2 separate regions of the Homo sapiens genome follow, and region 2 is linked to region 1. Evidence: chromatin loops called from intact Hi-C (ENCODE). Cell type or tissue: dorsolateral prefrontal cortex. All regions are shown on one strand. Links, peaks and the distances in the headings refer to the core of each region. The heading gives the core; the rest is flanking DNA.

The links. Peaks named below come from ENCODE experiments on the same cell type or tissue, not always from the same donor. Only the 100,000 strongest peaks of a DNase experiment are listed, where the experiment ranks them.
Region 2: it touches region 1 in a loop (2.8-fold over the local background); 35 of 110 quality-filtered maps call a loop at or near these places.

The regions. Positions count from the first base shown.
Region 1 is chr9:129,492,956-129,501,746 of GRCh38, forward strand. LOC124900275 (extensin-like) reads left to right here. Exons shown (of 4, transcript XM_047424330.1): 2 at 523-640. LINC00963 (long intergenic non-protein coding RNA 963) reads left to right here. Exons shown (of 5, transcript NR_038955.1): 2 at 523-640. Among named protein-coding and RNA genes, the nearest start is that of LINC00963, 8.7 kb to the left of the region's middle. RefSeq lists enhancers at 865-1,665, 1,666-2,465, 2,466-3,266, 3,267-4,065, 4,380-4,948 and 1 more and silencers at 2,979-3,028, 3,049-3,178, 3,709-3,908. In dorsolateral prefrontal cortex, for the core only: no CTCF peak of the experiment used is centred there; DNase peaks (open chromatin) are centred at 3,116, 3,616, 3,926, 7,526 and 2 weaker places; H3K4me3 peaks cover 3,938 bases; H3K27ac peaks cover 8,000 bases.
Region 2 is chr9:129,565,049-129,573,806 of GRCh38, forward strand. No RefSeq gene overlaps it. Among named protein-coding and RNA genes, the nearest start is that of C9orf50, 52 kb to the right of the region's middle. RefSeq lists enhancers at 4,766-5,629, 5,630-6,493, 5,642-5,936, 6,494-7,355. In dorsolateral prefrontal cortex, for the core only: a CTCF peak has its summit at 4,727; DNase peaks (open chromatin) are centred at 1,735, 2,927, 3,653, 5,803 and 2 weaker places; H3K4me3 peaks cover 1,979 bases; H3K27ac peaks cover 5,545 bases.

The sequences.
Region 1 (8,791 bases), core at 1-8,000:
TCTCTGCTAAAAAATACAAAATTAGCCAGGCGTGTTGGTGCATGCCTGTAATCCCAGCTACTCAGGAGGCTGAGGCAGGAGAATCGCTTGAACCCGGGAGGCAGAGGTTGCGGTGAGCCGAGATCACACTATTGCACTCCAGCCTTGGCAAAAAGAGCGAAACTCCATCCCAAAAAAAAAAAAAAAACAAAGCTGCAGCTCAGAGAAGTGGAGACACTGGCCCAGGGACCCACAGCAAGGCCTTGGCCCAGCTGGGGCTAGATGGCAAGAGGTGGTTCAGCATTGGAGCTCCATTGCCTGGGTTCAAATCGGGGTCTGTCACTGGCCAGCTGTGAGCCTAAGTCTCTGAACTTCTCTGTGCCTTAGTGTCCTCATTCTGTAGAGTGGAGATAGTAATCATTCCTATTTCAAAGATTGTTGTGAGAAATAAGTGAACTAATACATGTCATATGCTTAAAAGCAGGGCCCAGGACACAGTGAGCATACAATAGACATTAGCTGCTGTGGTGTCTTGATTTCAAGCCCAGTGCAGATGCATCTGACTTACGAAACTTCAGTGACACCTGCTCTGTGCCAGACACTGAAGATGGAGCAGTGAACAGCACTGACCCAGCCTGTCCTCCTGTTGCCTGCAGGCCAGGTAGGAAACACACTGGAAACTGATAACTCCATGTGCTCATCGCCATGTGGTTTCTGCTGGTCTGGGGAGCCGGGGACAAAGAGCAGAAAACATGGTTCCAGGTAGAGGGGGGTAGCACGCATGAAGACCGTGAGGCAGAAAGCACACAAAACTGAATTGGAGAGAAGGCCCAAATGGCTAGAGCTCAGAACCCGAGGAGAGGAGAGGGGAGGAAAGGAGAGACCTCCAGAGCCTGGGGATGATATGTAGAGAGCCCGGGAACCAGCGCTGGTTAGAGAGGGAAGGAAGCCTGCAGCCTTGCATTTTAGAAAGATCTGGCTGGCTGAGCTGAGGAGGGCAGATAGGAGGTTAGGGTGGCGGAGGGGGGTTGGGGGGCAGGCAGAGAGTAGGGGCTAGGAGCCCAGGGAGCAGGCGGGAGATGGAGCAGCCGGATAAGGGGGATAAGGGTGGGGGGCAGTGGGGACAGGGTAAAGGGAGCTGACTCATTGAGGTGGGAAGCTCCCCAGGGTCGGCATTTGGTTGGGGCATGGGGAATCTGGCTGGGGCGGGGGTACATGGCTGGAGGTGATGGTTAGGAGCAAGCTCAAGGATGGAGGGAGACCCCGTGTCCAGCTCTGGCCACCCCAGCTGCCGCAGCACCCTGGGGCCATCAGCCCACAGACTTGAGCCCTGTGCTTTAGAGGGCAGCGCTCCTGGACCAGGGAGACATTTCCAGCTGGAGCCATGGGCCCCTTGACCATGATCTGGCACCTGGGGCCCTGGAGTTCCCTGTTCAATGGCCCCAGCCTGCGTCCTGTGTGCATCCTCCTGAGGGTTGTCTGAGCCACCTGTTTGGGCACCCCTAAACCCCAGGAGTGACCAGGAGGTGGCTGTTGGCAGGGGGTGTGGACAGAACATGTGCTTACAGCCTGGAGTGCCTACACCTGAGCATGCACAGCCCCTCAGGGAAAAGGACAGAACCTGGGGCAAAAAGAAAAGAAGAGGCGAGTGTGAAGCCGGAGGCCAGAGGCTGAGAGGCGGGCTCCCCAACCCGCTACAGCTCCTCCTGTGGTCTCCAAGGAGCCTGAGAATTCTAAACACAAACCCAGCCTTCCAGGTGTGTTTGTCCTTATGAAGGTGTATTTGTCAAGGAAGGAGGACAGAACTTTTTTTTTTTTTTTGAGACGGAGTTTCGCTTTTGTTGCCCAGGCTGGAGTGCAGTGGTGTGATCTCGGCTCACTGCAACCTCCACCTCCCTGGTTCAAGCAATTCTCCTGCCTCAGCCTCCCGAGTAGCTGGGATTACAGGCATGCGCCACCATGCCTGGCTAATTTTATATTTTTAGTAGAGACGTGGTTTCTCCATGTTGGTCAGGTTAGTCTCCAACTCCCGACCTCAGGTGATCTGCCCGCCTCAGCCTCCCAAAGTGCTGGGATTACAGGCGTGAGCCACCGCACCCGGCAACAGAACATATTTTATTTAGCAGTTTGTTAGCTTGATTTATAACTTGTAAATACCTAGACATGAGGTATGTGGGCCTCGGCTTGCACTCCTGCCCCAGGCTGACCCCTGGTGCTGCCCAGAGAGAAGCCGCCTCCCTGGGCTGACCCCTAACCAGCAGGCTGACCCCCAGGGGATCCTGCAGGCTTCTTCAGAGCTTCCTACTCCATGCACCCTCGCTGGGCTCAGTCCAGCCCCCTGCCTTTGTCTGAGGGTCCTCCTGCCTCCCTGTTTGAGGATTCAACTCCAGCCCCTCCCTGCCCTCACCCTTCTTCCTGTCCCTTGTCCATGGAGATCCTGGGCTCTGGTTTTATTTGGCCACAGTGGCATCTGTCACGAGCTGACCAGCTGGGTATGAGTCCTGTCCCTCCTTCCGGAGAGACGGAGAGCTCCTAGAAGCAGCGCCTCCCAGCAGAAGCAGAATCTTGCCCTGGGGAGGAGTACAGCTCAGAACCCGCAGACTCGGGGTCAAATCCCAGCTCTGTGACTTTCTTGATGCGTGACCTTGGGAGGCAGCTTTGCTGCCCTGAGCCCTGTTTCCTCCCCGGAAAACCCATAATAATAACTGTACCTCTTCCAGTGAGGAGACAAGGTGGAATAGAACGCAGAGCCCACGTGTGCCTGGCACTTGGCAAGTACACCGGGAAGAAGGAATTGGGAAGGGCAGGAGTTACATCATTCACCTGTTTACAGCTGAGCAAACTAGCGGAGGCTCGGCGAGGTGAAGCCAGTCCCCCAAGGTCACACAGCCGGCCGGCCGGCCGCAGGACAGGGGCCGAAGACGTAGTTGTCTGACCTGTGCTCTAACCACTGTGCTCTCTGGCCTCAAGCCGGCTCCCACACTACCCTTCCCTGTTCTCCGTGGCCCTCCAGCGCCTGAAAGCCGCTTGGGGGCCGCGGAGGCAGGTGGCATGGCCAGGGCAGAGTCCGCGGGGCGGAAAGGGTTAACGGGCTCCGCCGCATTGGGCTGTCCTTCAAGGGGGGAGCCAGCCAATGAGCGCGCGCCGCGATGAGGTAATGCCGGGACCACGCGGAGTGGGCGGGGCTGACGGGGACCCCGCAGAGCTCAGCGCTTCTTCTCTCCCCACCTACCCCTCACCTTTGACCTTGATGTACACCCTCCCCTCCCCCAACCTTACCCCTGCAGAGGCGCCCGAACTGAAAGTCGGCTGCAGGGCCGCGGGCCTCCCTTAGTCTGGGACAGGAACTGAGAGACGTCCCGGCCTCAGTCACACCCTCTGGGCCTCAGTTTCCCTTTCTGCAAGAAGCAGAGTGGGTGATCGCTAAAGACCCTACCAGCTGTGGACGTCCTTGGATCCCAGGACAGTTTTCAGCCCTTCCCTGCCCTTGGCCCGAACTTTAACGGTCCCAGCCCCGGCTTCCCCTCAGGCGGTGCCCAGTGCCAGGACCTAGGAGTCCCTCGGGCCACGGGGAGAGAGCCTCACCGGCCCAGCCACGCCCTCCATGTGACCCCGACCCATCCCTTGGGTGTCGCACCTGGCGCGCCCACCGAGGCCACTAAGCTCTGCTAGCTGCACCAGCAGCAGGACCTGCCGGCGTGGCGGTCAGAAGTCAACATTCATCCCACCGCCAGTAAAAATCGAGGGCCTACCGCCTGCCGCTCAGGGCCTCGTCCTGAGCCGTGTCCCGGGGCCGCCCGCGCCCGCCACCCCTCCCCCCGGGCCTGCAGGGAGCCGGTCCGCCCCTTTCGCGCAGTCCGGGCACGAAGTGGTTAACGCCTTTCCAGCCGAGCTGGCACCGCGCGGCCGGGCTTATTAGTCAGCTCGCGGGGAGGCGGCGAGGGGAGGGGAGGGGCTCTAGTGGAGAACCGCAGAAAGCTATTCTCAGGGGCTCCCGAGTGTGGGGAGGGCGGCTCAGCAGGAGCTGCTGCTTCCCAGAAAGTTGATTATTTTTAACCCAGGAAGAAGAAAGGAAGGAGGCGAGGGAGAAGGACTCAGAGAAAAGAGGAGAGGAAAAGAGAGGAGAGGAGAGGAAAGAAGTGAGGGCGGGGGAGGTCCGGGAAGGGGAATGGGGAGAGGGGAGGGAACGGGAAAGAGAGCAGGAGAGGAGGGGAGAAGGAGGGGAGGCAGCAGGGTGATGGAGGGAGAGGGAAAGGCAGAGCCCAGTTGGAGCTGGAGAAGCCAGCTGGCAGGGCCTGGGGAGGAGGAATGGATGCGGAGCGGGCACTGCCACCTCTCCCGTACCCCTGGGGCTCTGTGGAGCTCCATCCTGGCCTCCTGGTGCCCCAGCTGAGAGCAGCCCCCCAGCATCATCAACCTAGGCCCGGGCGGGGGCGGGGAGGGGGGCGGTGGGGCGGGGCGCTGGGCTTGGAGGAGTGGAAGGCACAAGGCAGCCGCAGCCCTGTTCTGGGGGCTCTCCAGCCAATATGTCCTTGCCCTTTGGTGGCCACTGGGACACAGGGCTTGGGAGCCCTAGGGGAGGGGCAAGGAGGCCTCCCCTGATACTCCAGGGTCTCTCCAGGGAGGGCTTCCTGGAGGAGAGGGTGGGAGGGACTGGGGCTCCCTTTTTCCTGCCTCTTGGTGGAGCCAGGCTGAAAACCAAACCCAGAGAGGGCCCCAGGAGGGTGCTGGGGACACAGTGACAAACAAGACAGCCACAGCCAGGCCCACACAGGGCAGTCCTACAGCAGAGACGGTAGCTGCACAAATCATGATGAATAAGGCATTAAAGAATGACAAGGGGGTAGCGGGCAGGGAGCACTGGTCCCCTGGGCCTGGCCTCCGCAGAGGTCGCAGAAGACCTCCCTGAAGAGGGTGCCTGAGGACCAGGGTGGCTGACGAGGGGAGGAGAGACTGGTGGAGGCAAGAGGGACAGGGGTGGTCTGGATGGGGACCCCCAGCCACAGACCTAAGAGCTTGAGAGGGGATCACTATGGCCAGTGGCAGGGAGGGGGTCATTTGGCCTGAGACCAGCCCTTGTCTTGTGGTGGCTGGAAGCTTAGGAAAGGTTTTATAGAGAAAAGAGACTAGATTGCCAAAGCTTACTCAGAATGGTAGGGACAAGAGTGGACACAGAAGCCGGTTGGGAGTGTGGCACTGAGATCCAGGGGAGATGGTGGCAGCTGGCTGAGACAGTGTGGGAGGTACAGGGGACAGGGCATGGTGTGAGGGTGAAGGAGGCGAAGGAGGGGCTGGGGAGGCTCCTTGGGCCCTGGCATGTGCAGTGGGTGGACACTGGTGCTGTCCCCGAGGCAGAGGACAGCATGGGGGAGCAGGTTCATGGGAGGCCAGGCATTTGTTTTGAGACATGGTGGGGGCAGCCAGGAACGGTGTGCCAGGGGGAGGAACAGCTTGAGCAAAGGTGCAGAGAGGAGACAGGCAAAGAGAACCACATGTGACATGGTGGGACATGCCGGAATCTTCCAGAGAGGTGGGCCACATGTGACATGGTGGGACATGCCGGAATCTTCCAGAGAGGTGGGCCTCTGATGCAAGCAGACGGGTCTGCCCTGGATCTGCAGGCAGTGGACAGCTATGGGCATGTGGGAGCGGGAGAGGGGAAGGGAGCTTCCAGCTCTAGACACAGTGAGGGTGCCCAGCAGCCAGGGACCCAGGCTGGTGGTGGGGGAGTGTCACTGGGGCAGGTGTCAGGGCCTTAGCTCTGGGACAGCATGTGTGTGTGTTAGAATGAGTGTAAAAGTATGAGAGGGAGTGCGAGAGTGTGTGTGTATGAGTGTGTATATGAATGTGAGTGTGTGAGTATTCGTGTGTGTGTATATGAGTGTGTGAGTGTATATGTGTGAGTGTGAGTGTATATGTGTGTGAGTGTGAATGTGTGTGAGAGTGTATATGTGAGTGTGCGTGTGTGAGTGAGTGTATAAGTGAGTGTGAGTGTGTGTGAGACTGTCCCTTGCACTAAGTGCCCTGCCCTCCACTTGAGGCACAACCCATGGGACACCTCCAACCTCTCCAGGACCAGGGAATGGCCCAGCCAGGCCAGACTAGGAAATGATGGATGGAGGAGGGCCTGGGCTGCTCCTCTGAAAATCCACCCCCAGCCCTGGTCACTCTGGAACCCTGGAGCAGCATCTGAGCCCCTCCTCAAGGAGCCCAGTGGCTGGAGGGCAGCGTCCAGGGCCACCTGCCTACCTCTTACTCAGGACCTGGTCTGTCCTCTCCCAGGATGGAGCTTGGGGTTCCTGAGCTTGGAGCTGCCTGTAATACCAGGCCCAGTGGCTCAGCCAAGGTCAGGTTCCAGACAGTGGCTGGGGTAGTGGCAGGAGAATGAAGGTCTAGACAATCACAGAGACTCTGGGAGGCCCAGAGAAAGTGGAAGCCAGAGAGGAACCCAAAGTCCCAGAAACTGCAAAGAATGCCAGGGAGAGGAGGAGAGAGAAAAAGGCCACGTAGCAGCCCTGAGCCCGAGAACATGTGCCACATTTTCTCTGTCTGTGGGTCTGTTGAGTTTGGCCCAAATGGCTCTGAGCTGACTCTGCAGCCACAAAAACTTAGGGCCTTGAAGGTCCCATCCAACGCATGAAGGACTCTCCCTGGGATGGAAGCAAAGAGGGAAAAAGGATTACAGGCACATGCCTATAATCCCAGCTACTTGGGAGGCTGAGGCAGGAGAATCACTTTAACCTGGAAGGCAGCGGTTGCGGTGAGCTGAGATCACGCCATTGCACTCAATCCACCACACCCGGCCAATTTTGTATTTTTGGTAGAGACTTGGTTTCTCCATGTTGGTCAGGCTGGTCTCGAACTCCCGACCTTAGGTGATTCGCCTGCCTCAGCCTCCCAAAGTGCTGGGATTACAGGCATGAGCCACCGCACCCAGCCGATTTTTTGTATTTTTATTAGAGACAGGGTTTCGCTGTGTTGTCCAGGCTGGTCTCAAACTCCTGGCATCAGGTGATCCACCCGTCTCAGCCTTCCAAAGTACTGGGATTGCAGGCATGAGCCACCGCGCCTGGCCCAGGCAGTGTTCTTTTCCCTATTTTGCAGATGAGAAGACCAAGGCTGAGAGAAATTTGTAGTCGGCCCAGAGCTATATATACAGCAGGAAGCTGCGGGAATTGCGATTCAAACTTTCAGGCCTGCTGTCTCCCTGGGAATTCTGTTCTCACTGCCTCCATATAAAGAAATACACGTGCAGGAGGCAGCCCAGAGCACCCTCCTCTCCCTCCCAAAAACCCACACAGTGATCCTGGCCAGGCCCCCTGGGCCCAGGAGGAGCCGTGTCCCCATTAGGCATCTCTGAGCTGTGCTTTCACATTGGGGTCCCCCCCACCAGGGCTGGTGGAACACAAAGGGGGGTGGCCAAGGCAGAGAAAGAGCCCGACAGGCCAGGAGCCGGCTTTTCTCCCTGCTTTCTTCCTCCCTTGCTTCTTTGTTAAGCTCCCTTTCAGCTGAACCGGCAGAGCCTGGGTGTTCCGAGCTGACAATAATTGCTGCGTCTAGACAGTGTCTGGTATGAGGCCTCCCTCTCCGCGCCTCACCGGCCTCCCCGAGGCTCCTATTCCCAGCCCCGCTGGCCCCTGCTCTGCGCCCTCTGTTTCCCACACCCCTGCCCCTATCTGGCTGCCCAGGGTGCCCTGTCCTGCCTCCCTGCTGCTCTAGGCCTCCCTCGAGTTTTCAATCCTTGCATCTCTTCCTCCCTCCCCAGCCGCACCCCAGGCGCTGGCCCCATTCCCTCCCACGGCCTGAAATTCAGGGAACAAAGGTGGTTTTGCATCTGGCTGTGGCTGGGAGACCTTCGAAGGAGACTGAGCCAGGCAAACCCTCCCCTCCTGGCTCTTGGCCCCCTAGGAGCCAGAGACTCACATTGCTGGCTTCTGAGCTGAGCTGGGAAGTTCTGGGATTGATGCTTGAGACACCCTTAAGGCTCCTTCCCTCGTCTTCCTATCCGGCCTGGATGGGAACCCAGAGAAATCAACGCAGGAAAGACTTAGGATAGATACAAGGAAGAACTTCCTGGTGACTCTGACCGGCAGACATGGATGGGATGGTTTCAAGAGCTTCAGGGGACAGGAATTCAGTCTTCACAAGGTCTAAGAGTTCCTCCTGCCAGGCTCAGATCTGCAGCTCTGGAAGATTCCCCAGAAGCCAGAGTCTCCTCACTGGTATCAGATGCTCAGGGTGACCCCGAGATAATAACAACCACAGCCAGCATTTGCCCAGCCCTTGCACCAAGTGCTGTGCAAACTCTGCATGCATATCAATTGTTATAATCCTCTCCAGGGCCCTGAGAAACAGAGAAAATGAGCTTATGATTAGTTCCATTTTACAGATGAGGAAACTGAGGCACAGAGGGGTTAAGTAACTTGCCCAAAGTCACCCAGCCAGGAGAGGAGAAGCCAAGATTTGAAGCCACAGAGGTTGGCTCCAGAGCCCCAATAACGACCAATGATAGGAACACGAAATGCTTAAAATCATCTACCCGGGACTGGGATGAGCCCTTGGCGTCTGGTGTTTCCTTGCATCTCACAGGCTGTTAAGATCCAGGGTTATGCCCACTATCTAGATGAAAAGAGAAGAGCTTGGGGCTGCAGGCTGTGACCAGATGGTGACCTAACTCCATGTCAGAAAGGCCGAGCCATCCAGGCTACTGGGCTGCAAGTAAAAGGCTCACTGTGGAGCGGGAGCTCAATACATGTGCGGGACCATTTCCCACTCCTTCCTTCTGGGCTTTCTTGGGCACCTCCTGCCCTGA
Region 2 (8,758 bases), core at 759-8,758, 73 kb after region 1:
TCACTGATTTTCTGTGTGCCTCAGTGTTCCTAGGGCCAGGGAGAAGACCAGATGGTTTTGTGTTTTTTTTGCTGTTGTTATTGTTTTTGAGATGGACTTTCGCTCATCGCCCAAGCTGGAGTGCAGTGGCGCAATCTCAACTCACTGCAACCTCTGCCTCCCAGGTTCAAGGAGTCTCCTGCCTCAGCCTCCCAAGTAGCTGGGATTACAAGCATGCGCCATCATGCCTGGCTAATTTTTTGTATTTTTAGTAGAGGCAGAGTTTCACCATGTGGGCCAGGCTGGTCTTGAACTGACCACATGTGATCTGCCCACCTCAGCCTCCCAAAGTGCTGGGATTACAGGCGTGAACCACCACACCCGTCAACCAGATGGTTGGTATTTTTTGTTGTTTGTTTGTTTTTAAGACAGAGTCTCACTCTATCACCCATGCTGGAGTGCAGTGTTGTGATCTCAGCTCACTGCAACCCCTGCCTCCCGGGTTCAAGCGACTCTCCTTCCTCAGCCTCCCGAGTAGCTGAGATTACAGGTGCCCACCACCACACCCAGCATATTTTTTGTATTTTTAGTAGAGACGGGGTTTCACCATGTTGGCCAGGCTGGTCTCAAACTCCTGACCTCAAGTGATCTGTCCCCCTCAGCCTCCCAAAGTGTTGGGATGACAGGCGTGAGCCACTGCACCCGGCCAACCAGATGGTTTTGATCCTGCGATGCCATGGCTAATTCTCTCTCAGTGGCCCCTGTCAGCAGGTGCATTCTATAGTCACAGGAATCCCAGAAACCAGCCAGGTGTGCTCTTCAGACCTGGGGGAGCTGGAGACAGAGCCCTCTCCAGCGGGTACATGCCTGGGCTCCTTCGGGACCCACTGCAGTCAGGTGAGGGCTCAGTTCCCCCAGGGCCTCACTCTTGTCTTCTGCCAAAGGGGATGTTTGCGCCTACCTCACAGGCTGCGGTCAGCCACCAGCAGCTCAGAGAAGTGGCATTTTTTTTTTGAGACGGAGTCTTGCTCTGTCGCCCAGGCTGGAGTGCAGTGGCGCGATCTCAGCTCATCACAACCTCCGCCTCCTGGGTTCAAGCGATTCTCCTGCCTCAGCCTCCTGAGTAGCTAGGATTACAGGCGTGTGCCACCAGGCCCGGCTAATTTTTATATTTTCAGTAGAGATGGGGTTTCACCTTGTTGGTCAGGCTGGTCTCGAACTCCTGATCTCATGTGATCCGCCCGCCTCAGCCTCCCAAAGTGCTGAGATTACAGGCATGAACCACTGCACCCAGCCCCCAGTGGCACTTTTTGTTGAAGTGTGACACATACACAGAAATGCATCCCAGGTGTTCAGTTCTGTGAATCTTTACAAAGTGAACTCATCTGTAATAACCATGTCCCAATCAAGAATAGAATATAGTGTGGTCCCCAGAAGCCAGGGGAGGACCAATTTTTACAGGACATAAGGCAGCCCCAGTCCCAACAGGCCAGCTTGTCCCTCTGTCATTTTCTGTGTCCCCTTGCAGCGAGCAAGGGGAGTCCAGAGGGGAAGAGGCAGGAACAGTGACCCCCAGCACTGGCCTCCAGCCCTCCCGCCCTGCCTCTCCTCACCATCAGGCCAGCGGAGGGGCTACCCATCGCCTCCCCTGTCACCAAGGAGACCTTGTTCTGGATCCTGAGGACGCCTCTAGAATCCCATCTGGGGAGCCAGGAAAGCTGGGAGAGGGAGAACACAGGGCCCCTTTGAGCCGCTTGTTGGACACCGCCCAAGGACTCACGACTTATAAAGGAAGACTTGAACCCAGGGCTGTCCCCACCAAAACCCACAGCCACTACAGCATTGGAGGCTATTACAGAATAGGAAACTGAGGCTCAGAGAGGCCAAGAACAAAACCAGACCTCCAAAGCAGGACTTCTGCGTGCAACACCCATGGGCGAACAGGAACACGCAGGCTTCCAGCCGAGGGGCCGGACTTGACCCTGTCCCTCCGCGATCGAATACTTTGTGTTCCTCCGCCTTCGGGAAGGGGCGTAACCTCCTTCGCAACACCCAAGCCCACCACGGCCTGGCCCTGCCAGCCTCATCCCCCTCACCTGTCCTCCGGCATTCTCTGCCTCCAGCATACCAGCCTTTCTCTGTTGCTGCAATGCTCAGAGCTCCTTTTGAACTTGGGCCTTGGCTCATGTCGTTTCCCCGCGAAGCCTGCTCTTCCCTGCCCCTGCCACGTCCTACCTTCAAATGTCACTGACTCTGGGAGGCTTCCCCGGTGACCCACCCACCCCAGCGCACATATCCTGTCAGTCCCCTTGAACGCCCCCCAAGGTGTAAGTGCACGGCCATACAATGGTTTGCTTAATACCCATCTTGCTCCGAGAGAGCTGTGACAGGGGCTGTCTTGTCCTCAGCTGTATCTGCTGTGCCCAGCACAGTCCTGGCACACAGTAGATGCTGGATGAAGATGTGCTGAGGGCCGAGCGCAGTGACTCACGCCTGTAATCTTAGCACTTTGGGAGGCTGAGTGGGCGGATTGCCTTAGCTCAGGGGTTCGAGATCAGCCTGGGCAACATGGTAAAACCCCCATCTCTGCTAAAATACAAAAAACATTAGCCAGGCATGGTGGTGCACACCTGTAATCTCAGCTACTCAGGAGGCTGAGGCGGGAAAATCCCTTGAACCCGGGAGGTGGAGGTTGCAGTGAGCTGAGATCATGCCACTGCACTTCAGCCTGGGTGACAGAGTGACTCTTTCTCAAAAAAAAAAAAAAAAAAAAAATGTTCTGAGACTCTGAGATGCATGAGGCTGTGGCTGGCAGGCAGAGGGGAGCCCGAAGGAGCCTTGAGGGACATAGGACCAAATACCATCTTTGTAGGAGGCCTGGGGAGGGGCAGGGCCTTGCTCAAGGTCACACCACCTAGTGGAGCCTCAGGATTGGAACTCACATCCCCTGCTCTCCAGCCTGGCGCCTCCCTTCCAAATGCAGCCTAGTGCTGGGAAAGGAGAGGGTGGCAGGCTGGCTCTGGGCAAAGACACTCCCCTTCTCCTCTTTGCTTCCCTCTCCTTCCTCTGTCCCTCCCCACTCTTCCTCTCCAACCAGGAGGCTGCCGAGCCAATGGCTCAGCGAGGGCTGGGGAGCCCTGACCTCCACCCACGCTCTACGATCTGTCAGCACCACTCTGCTAAGACCTCCCAAACTTCCGCACCCCCGCAGGCTGACAGGGCTGCAGGTGCCAGCGCTGACCTCCCGCTGCTCCTGTTCCTCTCCTTCCGCAGGCACCCCTCGCCCCCCACCGCCACCTCCAGCCGGGTTCTGGGGTCCTCCTGGGCCACCTGCTTACTGTGTGTCCCTGGACACGGCGTCTCCCCTCGCTGAGTTAGTTTCCTCATTTGTAAAACGGGGATATGGCCCGTCTCCTAGAGTGACCGGGAAGATCGGTGGTATCAACGCAAACTACAGCCCGGCAGCTTCCAGGCGAACTCACTTCTCAGGACGCCTCTCCTGCTGTCCTCTCAAAGCGGGGGACGAAGCCACCACCACCCAGTTTACAGATGGGGAAACTGAGGCTCAGGGAGATCTGGAAACCTTCCCGGGCAGCTGGGCTCCGAACCCAGGGCTGCGAGCACAAGGGCTGGCTCCCGCCCCCGGCCCTGGTCCCTCCTTCCCCGGGGCATGGCCCGGCCGTGCCAGGCGCTCGGTGACAGCCCCCGCGGGGGAGGCCGGGCTGGGAAAGGAGAGGGCAGCGGGCGGGGGCGCCTGGCCGCGCGGGGTCGGCCGCGGGTCGATACGGCGGCAGGATGAATGGGAGAGGGGAGCGCGGGCGGGAGGAGGAGGGAGGAGGAGGGGGAGGAGGGAGAGGCCGGAGCAGGGGGAGGGCCCGCCCCCGCCGCCCCCCAGGCCCCCGCCCCGCCCAGCGGGCTTGGCCGGGTCTGCAGCCCTCAGCGCCAAGCGCGGCCCCGCGGCCCCACCGAGGGATCGATAACTAATTTCACCGCGGCAGCCGCCCCAGTTTTTTCCCGATAATTGCGCGCCGGCAGCTGCGAGCAAGGCCCCCAGCCCGGCGCGCAGCCCCGCCCGCGCGCGATCAATTGACACCGCCACCGGGCGGCAGGAAAACTCATTTTTCTCTCCCTCCCCGGCTCCGGGTGGGCGCGGGCTGAGCTCTGCCAAGGGCCGGGGGCTACGCGGGGCCGGGGCCGGGGCCGGGGCCGGGGCCAGGCCAGGGAGGGAGGGCAGGGCCCGAGGAGGGGGCGGGGGCGCGGGCGCGGGTGTGGGAAGGAGGCTTGCAAGGAATCCGAGGAGGCGGGGTGCCTCAGTTTCTTCACTCTACCACAGGGGCGTGGCCGAAGGCGTCAGGGACGTGGGGTGCGGGCGGGGCTGTCCCAGCCCCTCTCAGCTGTTGGCGGACTGGCTGGCTGGTGGGAGGAAGGGCTAAGTCAAGCGCCACGGCCTGAATGCGTGGGTTCGACTCTGGACTCCCACCAGGGACCACTGTGTGAGGTTGCATCCGTTCCTCTGGACTCCCACCAGGGACCACTGTGTGAGGTTGCATCCGTTCCTTCCCTTCGTCTCTTCCTCTCTGAGCCTCAGTTTCCCCATCTTCTGAAAGGGGCCTGGCATATCCTGGGCAGGCAGATGGTGCATCAGAGGCAGTGATGCCCACAAGGAAGTGCTCCCCACAGGTGGCTTGGAGGAAATCCTCCTTCCTCAGCACTCATGGAGGCCCCCTGTGGGCCAGGCACTGTTATAGGCCTTCCGGGTGAGGACCAAGCAGTGACCACAGCTGACAAAACCCCTACCGTTGTGGAAGGAACATTCTACTGAGGCCATGGACGTACAATACCCAAGTAAGCAGTGAGAAGATGCCACTTGCCATGGAGAAAAATGAAGCAAGGTCAGCAGGACAGGGTGTGGGGTGCAAAGGCAATGCAGCCCCCAGGACCCATGGTGGGCCTCACCCTAGGCCCTCCTTGCAAAGCTCAGAGCTGCTCACTCCCAAACTGCCGGTTGTTCAAGGTCATGGGAAACCTGCAGACTTGGCATTTTCCAATGAGGATGGCCAGGAGGAGAGAGACCAAGAGGAAGGAGAAGCCAGGAGGTGGGGTGGGACAGTCTCCCTCTGGAAGAGTCCATAAGAGGGCCAGAGAGAGAGAGAGGGGTGGGGACTGGAGGGCACCAGGGCAAAGGGGGTACAGTCAGAGCTCCAATGGACACAGTGTCCTGGGGGGTCAGGTCAAGAGAGACTTGGGTTTGCTGGCCTGGTCCCAGCTGGGCCAGTGAGGCCCAGGGAAGGGCAGGGGCTCGCCCAGCCACAGTACTTATGGGGGACAGAGATGGGCTCCTAAATCCTGCCACCAGGCACAGAGAAGGGCAAGAGGGGCCAGAGAGGAAAGGAGGAAAGAGACTCATGGAGCGGGGGTGCCATTCTCTGTTTAGAGGGGTCAGGAGCCCCAATTTGCTTCCCAGAGGCCAGCTAAAGCTTCCTGGGAGCACCATGGGTGGTGCTGGGACTTCTACAGGACTCAGCATGACTCAAAGGGCCCTGGGGAATGTGTTCTGTTCCCCAGTCCCCCACCCCCCAGCTACCAGAATGACAGAGGCTCCCCGATGGAGGTGGGTAAGCCGGGCAGGGGTGGCGGCCTAAGGCTGCTGGGGAAGTGGGGTGTTCCAGGACTGAGCAGACCTCCTCCCCCGCCTCGGTTTCTTCATCTTAAAAATGGAGCTGGTGTTGAGGTGCTGAGGTTCTGTCAATCTTTCTTCCCTCCAAATTCCTGGCACGCCCAACCCCACGTCTGGGTTGAGAGTAGTGACTCAGCAGAAAATGAAGGCTACTGCTAGCAACCAAATGAGGTTAGCAGGGGGACTGGCAGGACGCCGTGGGCTGGGATTCGAAACAGCACATAGCTGGGTCTCACCCGCCTGAGGCCCCATCTATCCAACCACCTAACATTTACTCATCATTCAGCAAATATTTAGTGAACACCAACTATGTGTGAGGCACTATGTGGGGGAGTGAGTGTAAGGTCCCCCCGCTTCCCCATCTCCTTCCTCTCCCCGCAACCCCCACGTCTCCACCTTCATTTTCTTTTGGGGTATGGTCAAAGGAGGCCTGGATTGGGAGTCAGGACTAGACTCAGGCCTGCTGGTGACCTAGGCAGGCCCCTTGCCCTCTCTGTGCCTTGGTGGACCAATGGTCATTAGTGGACTCTGTGTCCTTCCTAAGAGAGGAGAGCCCTGGATTAACAGCAGCTGTGGGCTGGGGGCCTCACCCCTGGGTCTCATTCAGTCCCCATGAAGTGAGATGAAGGAACAGAGACCAAGATTCACCCAGGGTCCCAAAGCCAGGAGGGAGAAGAGGGCAGAGCTCAGGTCCGTCTGACACCAGAGCCCTGCCCACTTGTCTGAGCTGGAGGGGAAGGAGTGCCCATCAGGAGAAACTTTTGGATCCTGGATAGAAGCTGGGATGTGGGGTAGGGACTAAGGTGCTCAGAGTCCCCTTGTCCTGCCCCTCAGTTAGTGGCTTTGGCCACCAGCCATCTCAGAAAGGCCTCTGTCGGTCAGAGGAGGAGCTGCCCCAGAAGGCCATGTGGGGTGACCTTGGCCTCCTCGACGTTCCCTGGGCCAGCACAGGCACAGAACGATACTCTTTTTGTAAAGAGACATGTACTCACTGGGTCAGCAGTGAGGCAGGGAAGACAGCCTCACAGCTACAAGCACAGGATTTTTAAGGCTGGTCCCCAACCCAGCTCTGCTGCCCGCTAGCCCTGGGTCCTTGGGCAAGCTGCCTCCTCCTCTGAGCCTCAGGCTTCCCATCTGTAAAATGGGCATAGTGGCAATTCGGTAGACCCACTGTGCCAGATCCTGTGCTGAGCCTTCTCTGTATCTGCACTCTGAGCCCTGTGAGCAGCACCCGCTATTCCACAACCCTCGTTCTTCTCGTCTTCACCTCGGAATCCAGCCATGGCAGTAGTTCTGTGCCACCTGACAGATCTCCATGCCGCCACTGCATCCAGAATGCAGCTCGGAATGCCCCATCTGGAGATGTGGGATCCTGCCAACCTAGGCCCCGGACCTAGGGACACAGTTTATGGTGAGGAAGGATCCCAGTGGGCACATGAGCGTGATGCCCACCGGTCTCACCCTGGAGCCTGGGCCTGATGGAATGTAGGGGCGGCCAGCTTGTGCAGCACCCCAAGCACAGAGCCAACAACCAGTCACAGGTGCCATGTCCCCAGAAGCTGGAACACATGGTCCAGGGACAAGTTGTAGAAATAGGATTGCCCGCCCCCCGACCCCATTCCACCGGGGACCTCCTTGTGGATTTGTGCTTCTTGTCCCTGCAACTTTAGGTGTGTCAGATGAGAGGCCCCAGCTATCTGGGACAGGGGAGAGGGGAGAGAGGGCAGGGGAGAAGGGAAGTAGGGGAGGGCTCCACTGGGCACAGGGTGGATCCCACCGAACTCAAACCTGTGACTGCATCTGTCACACTGGGGCCTTTGTGCCAGGGACCAGGACCAACATGCAAAGAAAGGGGTTCCCACTCAGGTGGGTTCTGAGCTCTTCTCGGTAACCCTCTAGCATGAGCTGTCTGCAGGCACTGCAGATACCAGCACCTCGAAGGGGACTCTGACGGTGGACCCAGCGGGGGGCAGGGGCGGGGCTGAGTGCTACAAGGGGCGGACTGTGTTGAGCAGCTCACCTGAACGCTTCAGACCTCTTGGCTTCACCTCCTAATCCAGGCCCAGCTGCAGTAAACAGACCTCACAGGCCTTGACAAGCTCCATACAGCTGTGAGCTGACAATGGCCCGCCCTAGGCCCCTGTGCTTGCCTCTTGCTTCCAGCCCGGGGCTTTGCTGATGCCACAGTGTGGGATCCCCCCACCTCCGCCCCTCCACAGTAACCCACTCGGCAGTTACACATGCTCAACTGCAAGTGCAAAGGTGTGAACACCCTACAGGCCAACGCTTCCTCAAAGGCAGCAGAGCCCTGGAACCAATGCTCCCTCCTTTCTTCCCCTGGGCGGATGGTTCTGAGATGCATTTTGCAAGGCAGCTCCGATGATCCTGGGGGATCTGGCACCCCAGCTTCCATAATGGTGAACTCAGCAATGCACGTTTGCATTGGCTTTCTTTTTTTTTTTTTGAGACAGAGTCTCGCTCTGTCACCCAGGCTGGAGTGTAGTGGTGCGATCTCAGCTCACTGAAACTTCCACCTCCCAGGTTCAAGCAATTCTCCCACTTCAGCCTCCTGAGTAGCTGGGACTATGGGCGGGCACGTGCCATCATGCATGCTCAGCCTTTCTTTTTTTCTTTTCTTTTTTTTTTTTTTTTTTTTTGAGACAGAGTCTCGCTCTGTCACCCTGGCTGGAGTGCAGTGGCACAACCTTGGCTCACTGCAACCTCCGCCTCCTTGGTTCAAGTGATTCTCCAGCCTCAGCCTCCCAAGTAGCTGGGATTACAGGCACCTGCCACCACACCTGGCTAATTTTTGTATTTTTAGTAGAGACGGGGTTTTGCCGTGTTCGCCAGGCTGGTAATTCTTGTATCTTTAGTAGAGACAGGGTTTTGCCATGTTGGCCAGGCTGGTCTCTAACTCCTGATGCCAAGTGATCCACCCACCTCGGCCTTCCAAAGTGCTGGGATGACAAGCGTGAGCCACCGCGCCTGGCCTTTGCATTGGTTTTCTTGCCGCTCCTGTTTTGCTCTTCCCACTCCCCATCCCTCACTCTTGCCCCTAGGAGTACTCGTCCCAAACAAACTACAAGTACAACAGCCTTTGAG